Linked DNA regions of Homo sapiens: region 2 is linked to region 1. Evidence: chromatin contacts called from ENCODE Hi-C or POLR2A ChIA-PET data. All regions are on one chromosome and are shown on one strand. The core of a region is the stretch at or near the end of the contact, and the rest is flanking DNA. Distances in the headings are between cores, read along the strand shown. Region 1 holds the start of FKBP2 (FKBP prolyl isomerase 2). Region 2 holds the start of BRMS1 (BRMS1 transcriptional repressor and anoikis regulator).

Region 1 (4,787 bases), core at 1,702-4,201:
CCCCTCCCCAGTCTGGTTACAGCTCAGTTCGTCGCTCTATTTTGAGCAGCTCCACCTCGAACACCAGGGTTGCACCACCTGTAGGGGAGAAGGGGAGTCAAAATGCCAACCAGGGCCACAGGGAGGTGGGCTGGCTGCAGGTGATGGGAGGTATCAAAAGGTTTACTACCTGGAATCTTTGGGGGAGCTCCCCGCTCTCCATACCCTGTTGAAGATGCACAAAGAAACAGTCAGTGATGGCCAAGCTCCCTTCCAGTGTGGGCAAAGGGAGAGTGTTCCGCCCCTCTCAGCAAGAAGGCCAGAAATGGAGAAGGGTAATGGAGATGGGAAGGGGGTGCCAAAGGCCTGGCAAGGGCAGAGTGGGGCCACTACAGCTGAGTGCTTCAATGATCTTGCCCTGTACTCACTGCTAGACACAGCCAAACTTGGAGGAGGCATGTATTGTAATGAATGGATACGGTGAAGACCAATGAAAAGCTGAAGCAGCTTTCACCCTTCCCAGTCACACACCCCAAACTCGCTCTGCACCCTCAGGAGGGGCCTCTTACCTAGCTCGGATGGGATCACCAGCTTGCGCTTTTCCCCCTCACACATCCTGCAGGAAGACACATGCTCAGCCCATGGCAGCACCCAGGGCCCTTGTCTTGTATCCCTGGGGCTTGCCTCCCACAGCTTACCTCCTGGGCGGTGGCCATGCACGCCCCCACTCCCAAGCCCATTCCCCCATGACTCACCCCAGCAGCCCCTGGTCCCAGCCCTTGATGACCTGGCCTGTGCCAAGGGAGAAGACAAAGGGCTGGTTCTGGGGCAGGCTGCTGTCAAACTCTGTCCCATCTTCCAGCTTCCCCTGTGGAACCATGAGAAGGCCAGTGAGGAAGAGGGGACCACCCCTGACACCCCCTCCCTCAGCTGCTTTCCCCATCAAGCTGCCCCCCCACGCCCACCCACAGCCCTGGTGGTCAGTCCTTTTTGTTTTTTGAGATGGAGTCTCTGTTGCCATGGCTGGAGTGCAGCGGCGTGATCTCGCCTCCCTGCAGCCTCTGCCTCCCGGGTTCAAGCAATTCTTCCACCTCAGCCTCCCAAGTAGCTGGGATTATAGGCGCCCGCCACCACGCCTGGCTAATTTTGTATTTTTAGCAGAGAAAGTTTCATCATGAGGCCAAACTGGTCTCAAATTCCTGACCTCAGGTGATCCACCCGCCTCGGCCTCCCAAAGTGCTGGGATTACAGGGGTGAGCCACTGCGCCCAGCTGGTCATAGTTCTTTAAGAGGACAGAGCCTTGGGCAGCTCACAGTACACTGTCACTGCCTGCTGGTGCCCACCTGGGCAGTAGGCAAGGGCAAGGCAGAACCATGGAAACTGGCTTAGAGGCGAGAGGGGACTTGCCCAAGGTCACCTACCTGGCTTATGGAGAACCAGACTCCCAAGCACTCTCTGGTCCTCGGAAGCCCCACCCACTCCCAAAAGGCCCGCCCAACCCACTCACCGTGTAGTGCATGTGCAGGACATCCCCTTTGCGCGATTTGATGGGACAGTGGTCCACCCGCTTCTTGACCCCGATCTGCAGCTTCCTTTTGCCCTCGGCCCCCGTGGCCGTGGCCACGGCGCTCAGGCAGATGGACAGTACTGTCAGGACCCGGAACCAGCTCAGCCTCATGTCTCTGTGGGCACAGACCCCGACCGACCGACTGAACGTGGGGGAGGGCAGGGAGAGTATGGAACACGGGTAGGTAACAGGAGGGTTCCACCGCCACTGTATCTTCCTTGCCCCGGGGGATCCCCTTTGTCCCGGGTCACCGCCCTCTCCCCCGGGCTCCGGGGCCACACTTACCAGTCCAGTGAGAAGGGGGCTTGGCCGAGGACCCCAGCAGCGGGGGGAGGGGGTCAGGGGAGGCCACAGCAGCCAGGGACCCGCCCCTTTGCTCACCCCCATACCTTCCCTCCCTCCCAGTCCCCACCTCCGCTCTTCAGTTCCCGCCTGTCCCTTTACGCAAAGTCCAGACCCTATCTGGCTGCACTGCAGTTGCCCCGACTGGGCGGCCCCACTCACGCCACACCCAGCTGCCCCCGGTCCAGCACACCAACACCTCTGCGGCCGCTGCAGGGGGCCGGCCCCGAGGCACCCACACATCCCCACTGGGTGGCTCCGAGGAGCCCGGGTCCTCGGGAGATACCCCCCAGCCTGGCCCTGTGCTTCCGCCCGGGGCGCCGCCCCAACTCTGAGCCCTTGGGGGTCTCCGGGGCACCCAGACTGGCCCTGTGTCTGCTGGCCGCCGAGCCCGCTCCACCCACACCACCTCTCCCGGTGGAGTTCTCGGCCTACGGCGTCCCCAAGCCCGGCCACCACGGAGACCACCCCCGCGAGGACGCCCGGGGCCATTACTCGGGCCAGGCTCCTCACTTGGCTCCTTGGCACCGCCCTTCGGAGGACGCGGTACCGCCCCCGGGCCTGCAGCCCCGCCTTCGACAGAACTAGACCCCTTTTCCGGAGCCGTAGCCACGCCACTCACCGGCTGAAGCCCCGCCCCCAGCGCCTCCGCTCCGTCCCCCTCTGCTTCCGACCCCGAGGCTCCGCCTTTCACCTCCTCCAGCTCCTCCTTCAAGAGCCAGGCTCCGTCCCCCGACCCTCCTAGCTCCGCCCCCCGCCGCCGGGCTCCGCCTTCCACTGGCACCAGCTCGGAGGTCCCACCCGTCCCGGTTCCACGTCCCGCCCCGAGTCCCAGGACTCCGCCCCGTGCGGCGTGAGAACCCTCCCCCTGCGGCATCTCCGGACAGCTCCGGCCCCCACCCCCAATTTCCTCGTCACCTAGCTCTCGTTGACACTCGGAGCCCGGTCCGCTTCTGCCCGGCCTGATCCAGCCTGCCCTCTTGCACCCCGGCTCCCCCCAGCCCGGGCTGTGGCCCCCGCTCACCTCCTCGCCGCGCCCCCGGAGTCAACCCCGGTGGTGCTGCCGCCTCTGCGCAGGCGCGTCCTCGTCGCTACCAGGCCGGGCCACGCCGCCCTCCCTTATTGGACCGTGCGAAACCCGCGGCCACACGCCCGCTGGCACGGGTCTTTCCCGAGCCCCGCCCCCGCGACGCCGCTGCCCTGCGTCACTTCCGGCGGAGCGGTAGTCTGTAAGGTTAGGTGAAAGTGACTTCCGAAAAGGCCGGAGACACTTCCGGCCGAGGTGATAGTAAGGTCAGGCGGGCGTGGGTTCCCGGAGGGGGTCTTGAGGCGCCATTTCAAGTCGCCCCCAGCCTCTCCCACAGCACTCCTGTTTTCCCGGGCCTCATCATGGCCCACGGCCCTCAGTCGCTGTGGAGCCTGGGCTTCACAGTGACACTCACGTTTGAACTCCCGGTCGGCTGTGTGCTTGGTAGAATTTGTCATCCAATACAGGCGTGTAACACGGGCTTGATGACACCCACCCCACAGGGCCCCTGCAGGACCGAGATGATGTCCAATGACAAGCCCTGGCTTCCAGCCAATGCTCCTGCCCACATCTCTCTCCCAGGAGCCAGGCTTACCTCTACCTGTGCACCTGGGCTGTGACTCATGACTGGAATGATCTGGCTGGGCCTGTTCCCCCACCAGACTTATTTTCAGGCGCCCCAGCAGCCACCAAACATCTGTCAACTGAAGTAATGAACCTGCAGTTGAGAGGCAGCTAAACCTAGGTTGAAGGTTAGGGAGACAGCTGAGTTGAGGTCAAATCCCCCCGGCCAGTTAGCCTTTCTGAGCCTATTTCCTCAATTGTAAAAGGAAGACAATCATGATGCTGACCTCAGAATCGAGCGAGGAGAAAGTGAGGAGGTGCATGTGAAGCATTGTGCGTGACTGGTGGGGCTAACTGGGCTCTGGAGGCGGTAGCTCTGGGGCCCTAACCCCTTTCTGCCTCATGCTAATTGACCTATGGCATGTCCAGTGACATCATGACTGAGAAAATGATTTGAAAGTAGTAATCGCTGTCAGGAATTGTCTCCTGGTTCAACCCACTCCTGCCTTAGGCCCACTAAGATCATACCCACATGCTCTGACCCAACACCTCAGAGAAAGCCTCCATTAGGGTGGCTGCCCCTCCCAGTGGCTGCCCAATTGAGTTAACTCTGCCCCTGAATGTCCTGCTTCAGCAGGCAAAGCAGTGGTGCCCAAGGTTGGCCTTTCATCCACCCCAAACCACTCAGCCCTGGGCACTGGAGGCTGCAGGGAGAAGGGTAGGGGCTGGGCTTGGGCTAGGATAGACAAGTCAGGAGAATCTCAGGCAGCAACTGATGATGAAGGAAGCTGCAGGATGCAAGGGAGGCGAGGGTGGAGAAAACTGTGTGGGTTGGGCGGGCGCGGTGGCTCACGCCTCTAATCTCAGCACTTTGGGAGGCTGAGGCAGGTGGTTCACCCAAGGTCAGGAGTTCGAGACCAGCCTGGCCAACATGGTGAAACCCGTCTCTACTAAAAATGCAAAAATTAGCTGGGCATGGTGGTGGGCACCTGTAATCCTAGCTACTTGGGAGACTGAGGCAGGAGAATCGCTTGAACCCAGGAGATGGAGGTTGCAGTGAGTGGAGATTGTGCCATTGCACTCCAGCCTGGGTGACAGAGTGAGACTCTGTCCAAAAACAAAAAAAAAAACAAAAAACTGTGGGTTGGGTTGAGGGGAGCCTGCCGCCCAAACCAGGCCCACCAGCCCCAGACTTGCGGTGCTTCCCTTTCAGGGAGGTGGGAGTGAAGTTAAGACAGGGCAGGTGCTGAGGCTTTAGATTCAAGCTGCAGGGAACAAAAAGCAGCAGATGCTGAAAGCGCTGCCTG
Region 2 (4,787 bases), core at 860-3,359, 2.1 Mb before region 1:
CTGCTGGAGCGCTGGGAGGGCCCGCTGTCCGTGTCGGTGTTCGCGGCCACCAAGGAGGAGGCGCAGCTGGCCACGGTGCTGGCCTACGCGCTGAGCAGCCACTGCCCCGACATGCGCGCCAGGGTCGCCATGCACCTCGTGTGCCCCTCGCGTTACGAGGCAGCCGTGCCCGACCCCCGGGAGCCGGGGGAGTTTGCCCTGCTGCGGTCCTGCCAGGAGGTCTTTGACAAGCTAGCCAGGGTGGCCCAGCCCGGGATTAATTATGCGCTGGGCACCAATGTCTCCTACCCCAATAACCTGCTGAGGAATCTGGCTCGTGAGGGGGCCAACTATGCCCTGGTGATCGATGTGGACATGGTGCCCAGCGAGGGGCTGTGGAGAGGCCTGCGGGAAATGCTGGATCAGAGCAACCAGTGGGGAGGCACCGCGCTGGTGGTGCCTGCCTTCGAAATCCGAAGAGCCCGCCGCATGCCCATGAACAAAAACGAGCTGGTGCAGCTCTACCAGGTTGGCGAGGTGCGGCCCTTCTATTATGGGTTGTGCACCCCCTGCCAGGCACCCACCAACTATTCCCGCTGGGTCAACCTGCCGGAAGAGAGCTTGCTGCGGCCCGCCTACGTGGTACCTTGGCAGGACCCCTGGGAGCCATTCTACGTGGCAGGAGGCAAGGTGCCCACCTTCGACGAGCGCTTTCGGCAGTACGGCTTCAACCGAATCAGCCAGGTGCTCATAAGGGAGAGGGCAGGGGTAATGGGGCAGGAGGGGTGGTGGGATCAGGGAGTTATGAGGAGTGGCCCTGGATGGAAAGGAGGCAATGAAGCAGGAGGGATCATAGTTCAGGAGGTGGGTGGATGGTGTGGAAGATCCAGGATACTTCCAGAGGGGTGAGGACGCTGGACTGTGGCTTTAGGGAAGTCAGTCTCAGGCCTGTCAATGTCATCAAACTTTGCTAACCTGTCTTTCCTCCTGCAGGCCTGCGAGCTGCATGTGGCGGGGTTTGATTTTGAGGTCCTGAACGAAGGTTTCTTGGTTCATAAGGGCTTCAAAGAAGCGTTGAAGTTCCATCCCCAAAAGGAGGCTGAAAATCAGCACAATAAGATCCTATATCGCCAGTTCAAACAGGAGTTGAAGGCCAAGTACCCCAACTCTCCCCGACGCTGCTGAGCCCTTCCCTCCCCTAATCTGAGAAGTCAGCCTCTTGGCTCCTCAGGCCACCATTTAGGCCTGACTGGGGTAAGAAATGTCGCTCCACTTTACAGAGGTAGCTGTGGTGTTGAAACACTGGACTTGGATATGGGGTGCTGGGATCGATTCCTAGCTTTACCACTAACTAGCTGTGTGGCCTTGAGTAAATCCCGTTACCTCTCTGAGCCTCGGTTACCCTGTCTGTAAAAAGGGAGGTGAGAATACCTACCTCACGGAACTGTTGGGAGGCTCAGATGAGATGCTATATGTGAAAACATTCTGTAAGCTTCGTACAAATGTGAAGTATTAATATTATCGCAGTATTATTGTTGTTATTATTATTGTTATTATTAACAATCTTGGGTGGGTAGTAGGAGAGCAAAAAGTATGAATGGGATGGAGCTAAGAAGTCTGAATACTTAATGAAATGGACTTTTTGGAAAGAAATCAGATGAAGGCATAAAATTTAGTTCTTAGCTCTTGAACAGAAGCCTAAAATTCCTGGTTCTCTCAGGGCTTCGCCTTCAAGGGTTCTGGAGGAGGGAAGGGTCTGCAGGTTCCATGGGTGACAGCCTGAGATCTGTCCCTTCAACGGGCTGGGCTGGGTATGTGCCTACCGATGACAATGTGTAAATAAATGCGTGTTCACACCCACAGCTGGCTCCGTTACTCTCCTGAGCTGGGGGTGGGGGGATCGGGGCCGGCTTCTCCCCTTGCACGCCGTGGGGAGATGGCCGCGGACGAAGGGCACCGTCTGCAAAGCACTGAACCATCAGGGCCTTCCCTGCAGGCCGAAGGCCTGCGCGAATGTCGGCCAGTTACTATGGAGACCGGCCCGCGGTATCCCAGCATGCCTCGGGACCAAACTGTCCAACTGTGAGCATCCCCGACGGTCGCCTCCTGATGACGCACACGGAAGCACCGATAGGCTCTGCCTCCCGAAGAAAAGGGAGCCGCGCAGCGCCTACGGGAGTCCGGCGGCAGCAGCCGGTACCGGCAACCACGGGCAGCTCTCAGGGAATCTCCGTCGTGAGGCCAGAGGCTCCAGTCCCCGCGGTGCGTATCGTCATGCATGGCTTTTGGTTCGCCCTCTCCGGTTAGTCGAGCAGGGCCGGCACAACCTCCTCCTCCGAGGCCGAAGCAGAGATTTAACCGGCCTGACGCGTGCTGGGCTGCGGGCGAGCCAGTGATATTCCGGCCCGCTCCGGCGCATCTAGAAGGGAGCGGGAGGCCCCCTGGGCGCTGCGGAGAAGCTGGATTGACCTCTGCGAGAGTGGGGAGGGTCTGCCTTCCCTAGGGGCCTGCCCCGGAGGAGCTGCCATTCTGAAAAGATAAATTGCCTGTGTACAGCGCTTTACAGTGTGCTTTTCCATCCCTTACCACCTGTGAGCTCCTCAACACTCAGAGCAGGAATGGTTATCCGCTTTTTGCACCCGGGGTAAGGTGGGAAGGTTGTGACTTAACTCACTCATAATCAGAACCAGGGGGAGGAAAGAAAGGCTTCTGGAAGAGATAGACTTAAGCTGCATCTTACAAAGTGAATATACTAACAGTGAAGAGGCATTGCAAATGTTGGGAACTGAGGCTTGATAACGGGAAGATGAAGCTGGTTTAGAGAACCGAGCCTTTCAAGTCAGGTGCAGGTCATTAGTGAAATTGTTGAGGAATATGACTAAACACTCACCTAGGCCAGGCTTACTATACACAACTTGAACTGGTGTCAAGGAAAGCTTGCTACCATTACAGGGACCTGGGACTACCGAAAAGTAAAAACTAATGTCTGTCTCACAAAAAATTTTTTTGTTAAATTTGTATTTGCAAATCCTCCAGTCATCAAGTGAACCAGCACTGTGCTAGGTAAATAAGTTACATGTGCAGCCCCTGCCCTAGTGAGGCTCATAGACTGATTGCGGGGACAGATATGAGAACAGGCAAATAGATATAAACAAAGCTTCCTGGAGGGAGTGGTGTCTGCACTGTTCTAAAGGACTACAAAGCAGTGTCCAGAGAAGTTGGAAGAACACAATAAAATAGAAGCCTGCAGGAGGTTGAGAGATTATCTGCTGAGAGGACTGTTTTCTTCTTCTTAGGTGATCTCTTGGCAGTACTTGGCACTATCAGTGCAATTACTCCTTGGCAGTACTTGGCTTTCTTCTAAAACTCTTTCTCCACCACTTCGGGTTTTGCCTCCTCCTTTGTAGGGGTCTCCTCATCTGCCCCTTTGGTGACCCTGGGCGTCTTCTGATCGCACACATTGTGCCTTGCTGGTTGCACCTTCTCCTGTGGCATGAAGAACTTGCTGTATGCTGACGACCAAATCCCTGCAGCTCAGATTTCTCACTGAGACTTAGACCCATGTTCCCCCAGCTGCTTTCCTTCTCTTATTTCTGGGTCTTTGCTACTGACTCTACCTGGAATGTTCCCTCAATAAGTGCAGCTCACCCAGCTGGTCCATCTTTGTCTGGAAGCCTCCCTGCTGCATCGGGCTCCAGGTCCTGGTTATATACCCCTCCCTTATGCCCCTGGTCTTAACTCTCCTCCTATCATGGTTATAGTGTGCTCCTTTGCCCCTGTCTCCCAGGAACTTGTAAACTCCGTGAGGTCAAAGACATTCACACTTGGGCGCCTGCATACCATAGCGTCTGACGGTACCTAGCATATGTTAGATGTTCAATACATGTTAGATGAGTCAGTAAAAGAAGGAATGCTTACCAGTGTTGGATGTTGCCGAGCAGACAATTAAAATAAGCACTGAAAAATATTGGCATTAGCCACAAGGAAGTCATTGGTTAATGCTACGGGATCAGTTTCAGCTGAGATTGAGGACATCGAACAAGTGGGAGGTGAAAGTAGGAACAGCCAGTGTTCATGAGACCTTGAAAAGTGTAACTGTGAAGTGGCAAATGGAGCAGTTAGGTGGAATGGGTGAGGTTTTGTGTTTCTGTGTTTTGTTAATGCTAGGAAGTACCCAAGCACATCCAAAGTTTCATGGGAAGGAGGTTGCTAAGAGTTAGAAGCTGAAGACACAGAAAAGAGAGGGGAGCACTGATGACCTGCGGTCCAAGAGGAAGCAGAAGGAGATGGGATTTGACCCAGAGCACAATGAAAGACAAGGAGATTGTAACATTATCTGGAAGAGAAGCCGAGGACATTATAGGCAGAAGGAACAGCTGAGGCAGAGGGTGGATAGTGGAAGTGCAAGCACTAGCCATTATATGTTGGGATGAAGGAGCTGGACCGGTAGGTCAAGTCCAGTCTGGGAAAGACCTTGAAAGCCCCAGTTAGAAATTTAGGTCCAGTTTGGGTGTGGTGCGGGCGCCTGTAATCTCACTACTCAGGAGGCTGAGGCAGGAGAATCGCTTGAACCCAGGAGGAGGAGGTTGCAGTGAGCTGAGATCGTGCCACTGCACTCCAGCTTGTCAACAGAGCGAGACTCTGTCTCAAAAAATAATAAGAAGAAAAGAAATTTAGGTCCAGTTGCAAAGGCAGTGGAGAGTGCCCCCTGGGCCTTTCCTTTCTGTGGATCACAGCCTTGGCCAGTATTGCTAGGATTAGGATCACCAGTGACATCCAAGAGCAGGAGCAGTTCCACAGCTCCCAGC

The links. A loop is a pair of places that touch in the nucleus more often than their neighbours do. ChIA-PET counts read pairs that join two places held with the same protein, here RNA polymerase II (POLR2A). Pooled maps may share reads with other maps.
Region 2: a map of ascending aorta shows a loop between it and region 1 (4-fold over the local background). The contact joins the promoter of BRMS1 here to the promoter of FKBP2 in region 1. A Hi-C loop is called at or near these places in 1 of 168 maps with a recorded cell type or tissue (ascending aorta) and 2 of 50 pooled maps. POLR2A ChIA-PET finds 5 or more read pairs at or near these places in 1 of 52 experiments (activated CD4-positive, alpha-beta T cell).

Annotation. Positions count from the first base shown.
Region 1 is chr11:64,239,259-64,244,045 of GRCh38, reverse strand. FKBP2 (FKBP prolyl isomerase 2) reads right to left here and starts at 2,951. Exons shown (of 6, transcript NM_004470.4): 1 at 2,914-2,951; 2 at 1,488-1,662; 3 at 735-847; 4 at 549-595; 5 at 170-205; 6 at 1-78. The coding sequence starts at 1,658. The coding sequence ends at 17. It overlaps LOC114841035, which reads right to left and starts at 2,951. Exons shown (of 6, transcript NM_001370414.1): 1 at 1,833-2,951; 2 at 1,488-1,662; 3 at 735-847; 4 at 549-595; 5 at 170-205; 6 at 1-78. The coding sequence starts at 2,766. The coding sequence ends at 1,969. It overlaps VEGFB (vascular endothelial growth factor B), which reads right to left. Exons shown (of 7, transcript NM_003377.5): 7 at 4,782-4,787. RefSeq lists enhancers at 338-1,238, 2,141-3,041, 3,323-3,442, 3,483-3,542, 3,042-3,944 and silencers at 1,753-1,992, 2,023-3,042.
Region 2 is chr11:66,342,426-66,347,212 of GRCh38, reverse strand. It overlaps BRMS1 (BRMS1 transcriptional repressor and anoikis regulator), which reads left to right and starts at 2,109. Exons shown (of 10, transcript NM_015399.4): 1 at 2,109-2,241. B4GAT1 (beta-1,4-glucuronyltransferase 1) reads left to right here. Exons shown (of 2, transcript NM_006876.3): 1 at 1-723; 2 at 973-1,839. The coding sequence ends at 1,164. RefSeq lists enhancers at 1,934-2,363, 1,819-2,369.